Linked DNA regions of Homo sapiens: region 2 is linked to region 1. The links are chromatin contacts, found by Hi-C in ENCODE. All regions are on one chromosome and are shown on one strand. Each heading gives the region's core, a stretch centred on a gene start or an enhancer-like site at or near the end of the contact. The rest is flanking DNA. Distances are from core to core; before and after follow the strand shown. Region 1 overlaps LOC105371777 (a long non-coding RNA gene). Region 2 has its middle 8.5 kb from the start of KRT33A.

Region 1 (4,173 bases), core at 1,312-3,811:
CCTTTCCTTTCCTGTTTTCCTTCCTTCCCTCTTTCATTCCTTTCTTTCCATCCCTAGTTTTCTTTTCTTTTCTTTTCTTTTTTTTTTTTTTTTTGAGGCAGAGTCTCACTCTTGTCCCCCAGGCTGGAGTGCAGTGGTGCAATCTTGGCTCACTGCAAGCTCCACCTCCCGGGTTCACGCCATTCTCCTGCCTCAGCCTCCCGAGTAGCTGCGACTACAGGCGCCCACCACCAGACCTGGCTAATTTTTTGTATTTTTAGTAGAGATGGGGTTTCACCGTGTTAGCCAGGATGGTCTCGATCTCCTGACATCGTGACCTGCCCGCCTCAGCCTCCCAAAGTGCTGGGATTACAGGTGTGAGCCACTGTGCCCAGCCTCTATCCCCAGTTTTATATTGAATTATAATTAGATTCAAAAGAAACCTTTCAGCCAGTGGTCCTCATCCTTAAACTGCATATTGGAATCTCCTGGGAGACGTAATGTTGTAGGCTAAGGATATAATTCAGGCTATTACTGAATTATAAAGCGTGCTGTGTTCATATCCTGGAGGATGGAATTGGGTCACAGTGTTTTCAAGTCTGAAAAATCAGATGCCATAGTTCTTTGTGTTTTTAAGTTAGAGTCCATTGCCTTAAGTCCTCATGGGCATTTTAAGAAATAGATCAAAGTATTTGATGAGCTCAGGGTATGGGCACCCATACTTTCTCCTCGCTTTATCCTTCAAATTAGTCTACTTAGAATTTGCTTTTAAATTTCTGCCTAATTTTAAAAAGACAATTGTGGGACTGAGTTGCTGTCCTACCCTTTTTCTTTAATTGTTATTTGACTTCAGACTCTTCCTATAACTCATGTGTGTGTGGGTGACACTCCTCTGAAAAATGGGCCAACAGAAGGGCTTATTATTTGGGCCACTGTGGTCATGAAACCCAGGTTCACATTGATTTTATTGCAAAATTTAGATACATGCACCAGTCCACATGTTAATTTGCTTAGTATTCTTACCTTTTAAAATGTTTTTGCTTCTCAGACCCTTGTGATTTCAAGTCAGAAGTCCCTGACCTCTTAATGCTTGTTTTTTTTTTGTTTTTTTTGACACAGTCTGCATCTATCCCAGCCTCAGTCCTCAACTTCCACTGCTCTGTGTAGCATAATCCCCATGCAGTCCCACAGTTACAGTCAACAGGGCCTTTCCTCCATCTATTAGCAAACATTCCTGTTCTTAGAGCCTCAGAGAGTGAGGCAATGACAGGATCACGATTTTAACATTTCCCCTTTCCTGAAGCTTCTTTATTGGGACACTGGTGTTAAAAAGGAAAAAAAAAAACAGCTTAATTAAAAATTTTTATGTATCATGTGGAGCAGGGTTGCCTAAATGAGAAAAAGATACTTGAAATCCCAGCCTCTATTTTCATCAGTCAGAGGAATTCAGAGGAGGCTCAGGAAAATTGTGAGGACAGAGGGCTGTGTCCTGAGTCCCTAGCCTACAATCCCTGTGTCCATCAGTCAAGGAGGGCAGCCTCATCACAGCTGCAGGCTCTCCTGCATATCTTTGTCAATTGTCGACCGACTAATTCTATTCAGGTTGCCTTTTGTAGGGGTCAGCAGAGTAGGATCCTGGCAATTTCATATGATTAAAACTATTTTGAACAAGACCCTTGGCTAGGATCTGTTTCAAACGATGAAGAAAGTTCTTTTTTCATTGTTACAGGAATTGTGTTTAATGAGATGTAGAAGGCTGTAGTGTAAAACTTTTTTTTAAATGGGGTTAGGAGGTTTAAGGGAGATAATTGAAAACCTGGTTATCTCTTGTTTTAGTAGTGGTTCTTTGCTGCTGTACATGTAACACAAACTACTTGAATTTCAAGATGCTACCATCCCTTGGGCATGAATTATGAATGTTTGATATTCCTTGATTCCATCACAGGACTTGTATGGTTGATCTTTGTCCAACCCGAGCCTTGGATCAGGAAAAAGGATGAGTTCGGGTTTATGTTGCCCTATAGCCAGCAGGGGGTGTTCGTGGCCTTCCTATTCCAAAAGGCCGCAGCACCCTCTCCCAGGCTCCGGGTGAAACTGGTTTGTGAGTCACCATTACCATCCTTCTTTCTCTGTTCAAATTGGCATTTTACCAAGAACAGCATTACTTCTGAGTGAGCAACAGCTGACCAATTATCTTGAAAAATATTTGGGAAGCTATACAATTTTAAAAGTGAAAAGCAAAATATATCTTCTATTTTTAACTTGTTCCCTAAACATGAATTACCTGGGGGAAAAGCAGATGCTTTTCAATCTTTTAAATGATTGCACCTATTCTAAACCATCCAGGTGTTTTTGAAATGACCCACAGTCATCTTTAATAGCATGCGAAGGGGCCAAGGCCCTCTCAACTTTAGATTTAATAGCCTGCCCCCTTCAATTGTCAGAGATATTGACAGAGATAGGCCTGACTGTTCTGCTGTAATTTCAACTCATTTTCTCCTGCTCTAATATCTATAGTACGGGATGGACTTTTTTTTTTTCTTTTCTGTAGAGGCCAGGTCATAAATATTTAGGCTGTGTGGGCTGGAGAGACTGTTGCAACTACTCAACTCTGCTGTCCTTGTGCAAGAGCAGCTGTAGACAATATGCAAACAAACGTTCATGACTGTGTCCTAATAAACTTTATTTGTAATTTGGCCACGCCCTATCTTATTGATAGCCCTCCAAAACGTCAGTATCTTCCATATATCTGTTATTTTATGTTGTTTATAAACTCAAACTCTTCTCCGATTAAGAGGAAAATAATCGAATCTGAAAGTCCCTCAGGTTCAACTCCTTTCCCAATGCCTGGTCCCCCTTATAACACTCTTGACAAGCATCTTTGCCCACTGCTCGGAACTCTCATGCTTTGTGTCTTCCCTGCAACACAAGCAGTGGCCCCGAAGAGCAGACAGCGTGATACAAATGCACAGAAGTTTTTAAGGAGATAGCACAACAATTTAGAAACTAAGGCTGCTGGAATGATGAGCTTTTAATCTTTTCATTCATCGCAGGGTTTAATCCATATTTGAAAAGAAAGATGCCACAGTATAAAGCTGACAGGCACTGACTGGCCTGAAATATCTCAGGAAAATCTGGTTTCAGATTTTTCTAGGAGTTGATCCAAGAACATTTTTCTTTCTGCCTTTTGATCTGTTGAAAGATCCACAAGATACTTGGATGCCTTGAAGACATAAATGCCAGTACAGAAATAAACTCTGACGAGTTGTCTTGTAAAGGGAGCCAGCTCTTAGAGAAGGGATCATTGTAAGGGTAGGAACTGAAACTTTTTTGTCTACTACCTGACATTCTCAAACCCTTCTTTCCTTTGTACTTTTTCTGTGAACAGATGGTTTCGTCCAGCTTGGAGTGGGTTTAGGGGAGACTGAGAAAACAAGACGGCTGCCTGCAGTTTTAGTCTCTCTTTACCCATCTTAAACTTTTTCTTCCCCTCTCCATTTTTGAGAGCAAGAGGTTACATGCTCCCTTTCCTCCTGTAGAAGAAACATTTAGCTGGGGCTGACACAATGGCGAGGACATGAGAAATGACCACAGGAGAAGCCCTGGAGGCAGAAGACTAGGTCTTTGCCCCTTTTACAGTGAGATAGTTTTATATAAATATCAGAGGTTACTGGAGGCACCCAAACAAAATTGAGGACAGGAAGCAAATATCTGAGAGGCTCCCAAACCTCGATGTACTGTGGGACCCAAACGAGCACGTGAATCCCTTCTAGATATCCTTTGGATCCTTTAAGAGTAGCACAGGCGGGGCGCGACGTTTCACGGCTGTAATCCCAACACTTTGGGAGGCCGAGGCGGGCGGATCACGGGGTCAAGAGATCGAGACCATCCTGGCCTACGTGGTGAAACCCCGTCTCTACTAAAGATACAAAAATTAGCTAGGCATGGTGTCATGTGCCTGTAGTCCCAGCTACTCGGGAGGCTGAGGCAGGAGAATTGCTTGAACCTGGGAGGCAGAGGTTGCAGCGAGCCGAGATCGTGACACTGCACTCCAGCCTGGCGACAGAGCGAAACTCTGTCTCAAACAAACAAATAAATAAATAAATAAAGAGTAGCAGATACCACTTATAAAGTTTTATTATAAAGAATTATTGGAGTTGGCTATGAATTCTCCTCCTTACTCACGTCTGGTGG
Region 2 (4,055 bases), core at 87-2,586, 430 kb after region 1:
TTGACATCCAAATGTGAAACAGAGCTCACTAAAGCTCAGTTGCAAAATTCTAGATGCTCCTCTCTCCATCTCTAACCCATGGAATATTTTCCCTCTTATAGCCCCTTGAAGTGTCTATGCACTTCAGTTCATAAAATGCTGCCGTGGGGAACCAATCTAATTAAGCACTTACCAAGAAAGCATTCAAACTCTCTCATCTATGTCCTTTCCCTGCCCCCAGAGTGCACCCTTCTTAGAGGCATGTCCCTCTGTGCTGGTCATACCTGTGCATTACCATGCATGGCCTGCAGTCACTTCCCGCAGTGACCCTCCCACGTGTCCCCCTGGCTCTTTGACAATGGACCACACACCCTCTGCTCTCAGGGTCTTGGTAACCCTCATGTTTCACAGCAGCCAGCAGTCAGTCAGCCTCCACAACCAACCAAGATGAAGTCAGCATGTGCAGGTCTGAAATAATTATTAACAGGAAATACAAACACGTTAAATTTTACCCAGGCCTTTAATGATACACTTAATTGTTGGTTTCCTGTGTAGAAAATAGGCATAAGTGGAAACCAGTTCCCATAAAGTGACTAAAATTCCTATGACTTTGACACCACCAGCTCTGTGCTTTACTTTTATCTTTCCATTTGAAAATTCTGATTGTTATAATCAGCAAAAATACCACCAGTTTCATAATCATAATTAGCCATCTTCCTCCTAACACAGCACGCACACACACCTGCACTCACACACACAAGCATAGGTGCACAGACCCACACAGATGCATGCAGGCACATCTGAATTCATTTCTCTCTGATTCTCAGCCCTCGAGCTCAGATTCTTCAGTTTCTTGTCCCATCTGGCCTGTCTTCTACAACCCTCAATTTGAGAGAACCTGAAACTAGATTCTCACCTGGTTACTGAAGGACTCAAATGAGCAAAACCTTTTATTCTCAAGGCTGTGGAGACCCTGTGATGAGCAATAGGAAAGGGGTCAGAATGCAGGGCTGCTAAGGAAGTGAATAGGAACTCCATTTACTGGACACTTATGATGTATCTGGTTGGGTTGAGCATCTTTGCAACATAATCTGATTCTACCTTTATTTAAAAAAAAGTGAGGTGGTTATTAGTCTCCCATTTTCAGTTTAAGAAACCGTGGCTTAAAAAGCATAGTAACACAATGCAGGCTGAGATACAGATAGAGGTTACAAGACTGAAACCAGATTGAAAACTAAAGCAGTCACTTTCAAATGCATGATTTTTCTGAGGTTTGGTTTCTAGCCTTTCTTTTTTCACCTTTTAACCACTTTTAAAACTTTAAACACATTCACTCCCATGTGCCACACCCAAGCTTTAGCTCGTCGGGATCCCCCACAGCTTCATTTGTGCCGCTGCAGGAAGTCATCTTGTGTAGATGCCATCACATCCAGGCCGCAGCTGAGCAAGTGTTTGAATTTTTTGTAAATACATCTTTGACTGGGGAGGCTGTAAATCCTCCCTAGGCTTTACTATTGCAGGATCTGGCCAGCAATCTGCAATGCAATGGGGCTCTTTGTTCCCAGGAGGATTGGCAGGTTGAGAAAGAATAGACACACACAAGATAGTGAAAGCTGGGTCCGGGGGGTCACCGCCTTCTGGTCCTGCGATGCCACCAATGCACTGGATATAAATATAGCATTTGTTATTAAGTTTAGTGAGGGTGGGGGTAGGTTAGTGAGGGATTTCGGGTCATTTGATTATGAGGTGAGATGGTCACATGGGGATGAAGCAATTCTTTAACATAACATCTGTATGCAGAAGTACAATATACAGAGATAAGAATTTACAATATAGTATGTGCATCAGTAATTTCTAACAGAGCCTTAAAACAGAAACACAGTGTTTCCATAACCTGTGATTAGCAAGATATTAATCAGCAGTAACAGTTGCAGCAAAAGCTGGTTACAAACAATCCATAGAAACAGGACGTGAAGCTAGACAACAGGTTAGACCAGAAATTCTCAGAAGGGAGAATGCCTTAACCCTAAAGAGGCCTAGAAGAGCTGTGGCAAGATGAGGGCATTTATAGCCCTATCTTATCCATATGAACATGCACCCCTCATGCGTCCGTTTATAGGCTCTCCTCAAGGGTCGCATTCCGTTCTCAGAGCTATGAACATCTGCTTTTCTGGGATAGGAATCTTGGTGATGTGAAACATCCCTGCCTGCCCTTCCGTTCATAGACTCTGCAGGGGGAAGCACATCACACGCTGTTGGCTTATTCTGGTAGTCCAGCCTGGCATTGTCTTTACACAATCCTGCATGCAACTTTGTATTTACAATAATCAGGAGCATTTCATCTTTTATTCCATAGCAATAGTTTCAAGGGCTCCCCCTACACTTTACATTTCAGTCCTGTGCTTGTCCCTACAAGTTTAAAAAAAAAAAGTGAGAGTGAGGGAAAGCTACCTCTGCACACCTGCAGCAGGCTCAGCGAGGAGCCTGGTGGGGCCGGGGCCCACCTGCCTGGCACATAACTTCATCAAGTTGTCAGTGTGCATTTTGCAATAACAAGGGACAGATCATGTCATCCTCATATCCTTTTATAGTTGGAGCCATTCTTGGGACTTTTGGTGCCTGCTGCCAGACTCTCCTGTTTTTGATGAGAAATGTGAGCAGTTGTTGTTAGATGTCAGTGATTCTTCTTTGAAACATAAAAGAAGACATACCTGACTTGTAATTGTCATCCACTACCCTGAAACTTTAAATGTTAGTGTTCAGTAAACCTATTTTCCATTCAGCTGCCAATGCACTCCTTTTAATAAAAGTGTCAATCAAATTCATCCTTTTAACTCTCCCAAGGCTTTCCTCTTCCCTTGAAATGAAATCGGATCCTCCACAGAACTGGCGAGCCCCCATGTACCCTGGCCACTGCCCACACATACAGGCTGATTGTTCCTCCCCTACTCATCACTCCCGATGCCCTGGCCTTGCTCCCTTCTTCAAAGGCAACTGCCTTACTCCCTCCCTTCCTTGACTTTCTGTCCCTCTCTCTGGAAAGCTCTTTCCCTCTGCTCTGTTTCTTCTCTGTTTTCAGGTCTCAATGCAAATGTCACCTCTCAGGCAAGCTCTCCAAACTGAGACAATAGGAGCTCGGTTCACATCTGTCAAAAATAGGAGCAAACAGGCTGTTAGGAGGCTGAGTAGAATGTTTTACTGGGACTAGACAATATCAAACTTAGATCCCAAGAGCCCAGGAATTCGTATTCAAGGTCAAAGTGTCAACAACAAGAATACTGAGTCTTACATAGGTACCATGCTGCACCATTTATAAAGCACTTCCATACACAGGGGATCTTCACAACCCCACAATGCTGCCAGGCCAGGTCTCTCAAAAGGAGGACTCTGATGGTCAGGGGAGTCAACAATATATCCAAAACCAGGACCAAAAAATGTTGCCTCCAAAACAAGCCATAATTCTTCTTCTCATCACAGCATCCCACACCATCTCCTAGTGGGTAAGACTCATAGCCCAGCGCCATCATGGTTTATTTCACAGGGAAGGGTGGGGCAGGGATTAGGAGACATTTCCCAGGGTCTTGTTTCCTTGCTTCCTTGCTATGGGCCTCTCCCCTCAGAGCACTGTTTTCTGAGAAGGCCTGGCTCGAGGAGCTGATGACCTCAGCGACTGCAGACCTGGGAACCTGCAGAAAGGAGAAATTAAGTTTGCACCTGGGAAAGCCCAGGGTTGAATAACAGAACCTCGCCTTTAAGAATTCTTGCTTTTTTTTTCCTGCCTCTGCATTGTTGCTGAAATATACAAGAGAGAAAGAAAGGATTCTGAACCCATTATTTATCTCCTCCTTCCAAGCAAGCAGCAGACATTCATGATTAATGATGAGGTGACTTTCTACATTGATTTAATTGAAATCTGTATCCTATCCAGGTTATTTTTAAAGTTTATAAAGACCTTTTCTACTGATTCTTCTCTTCCAAACTCAAATAAAGAAATGTTTTATATACATGATCTTCCACTAAAAAGGAGCCCAGACTCTCAGATCCTCAGGAACATCTGTTCTCCATTCTATAGGACT

What was found. Hi-C counts contacts between places; a loop is a spot of excess contacts on that map. Pooled maps may share reads with other maps.
Region 2: a map of Panc1 shows a loop between it and region 1 (3-fold over the local background). The contact joins two enhancer-like sites. A Hi-C loop is called at or near these places in 1 of 168 maps with a recorded cell type or tissue (Panc1), 8 of 37 single-sample maps with no recorded cell type and 4 of 50 pooled maps.

Annotation. Positions count from the first base shown.
Region 1 is chr17:40,907,455-40,911,627 of GRCh38, forward strand. All of the region lies in intron 1 of LOC105371777 (a long non-coding RNA gene), which reads left to right. Among named protein-coding and RNA genes, the nearest start is that of KRT20, 24 kb to the left of the region's middle. Within about 2 kb of position 2,562, at least 8 of the 41 ENCODE cell types and tissues checked have a DNase peak (open chromatin) inside an H3K27ac peak, as active enhancers do.
Region 2 is chr17:41,340,340-41,344,394 of GRCh38, forward strand. No RefSeq gene overlaps it. Among named protein-coding and RNA genes, the nearest start is that of KRT33A, 8.5 kb to the right of the region's middle. Within about 2 kb of position 1,337, at least 4 of the 41 ENCODE cell types and tissues checked have a DNase peak (open chromatin) inside an H3K27ac peak, as active enhancers do.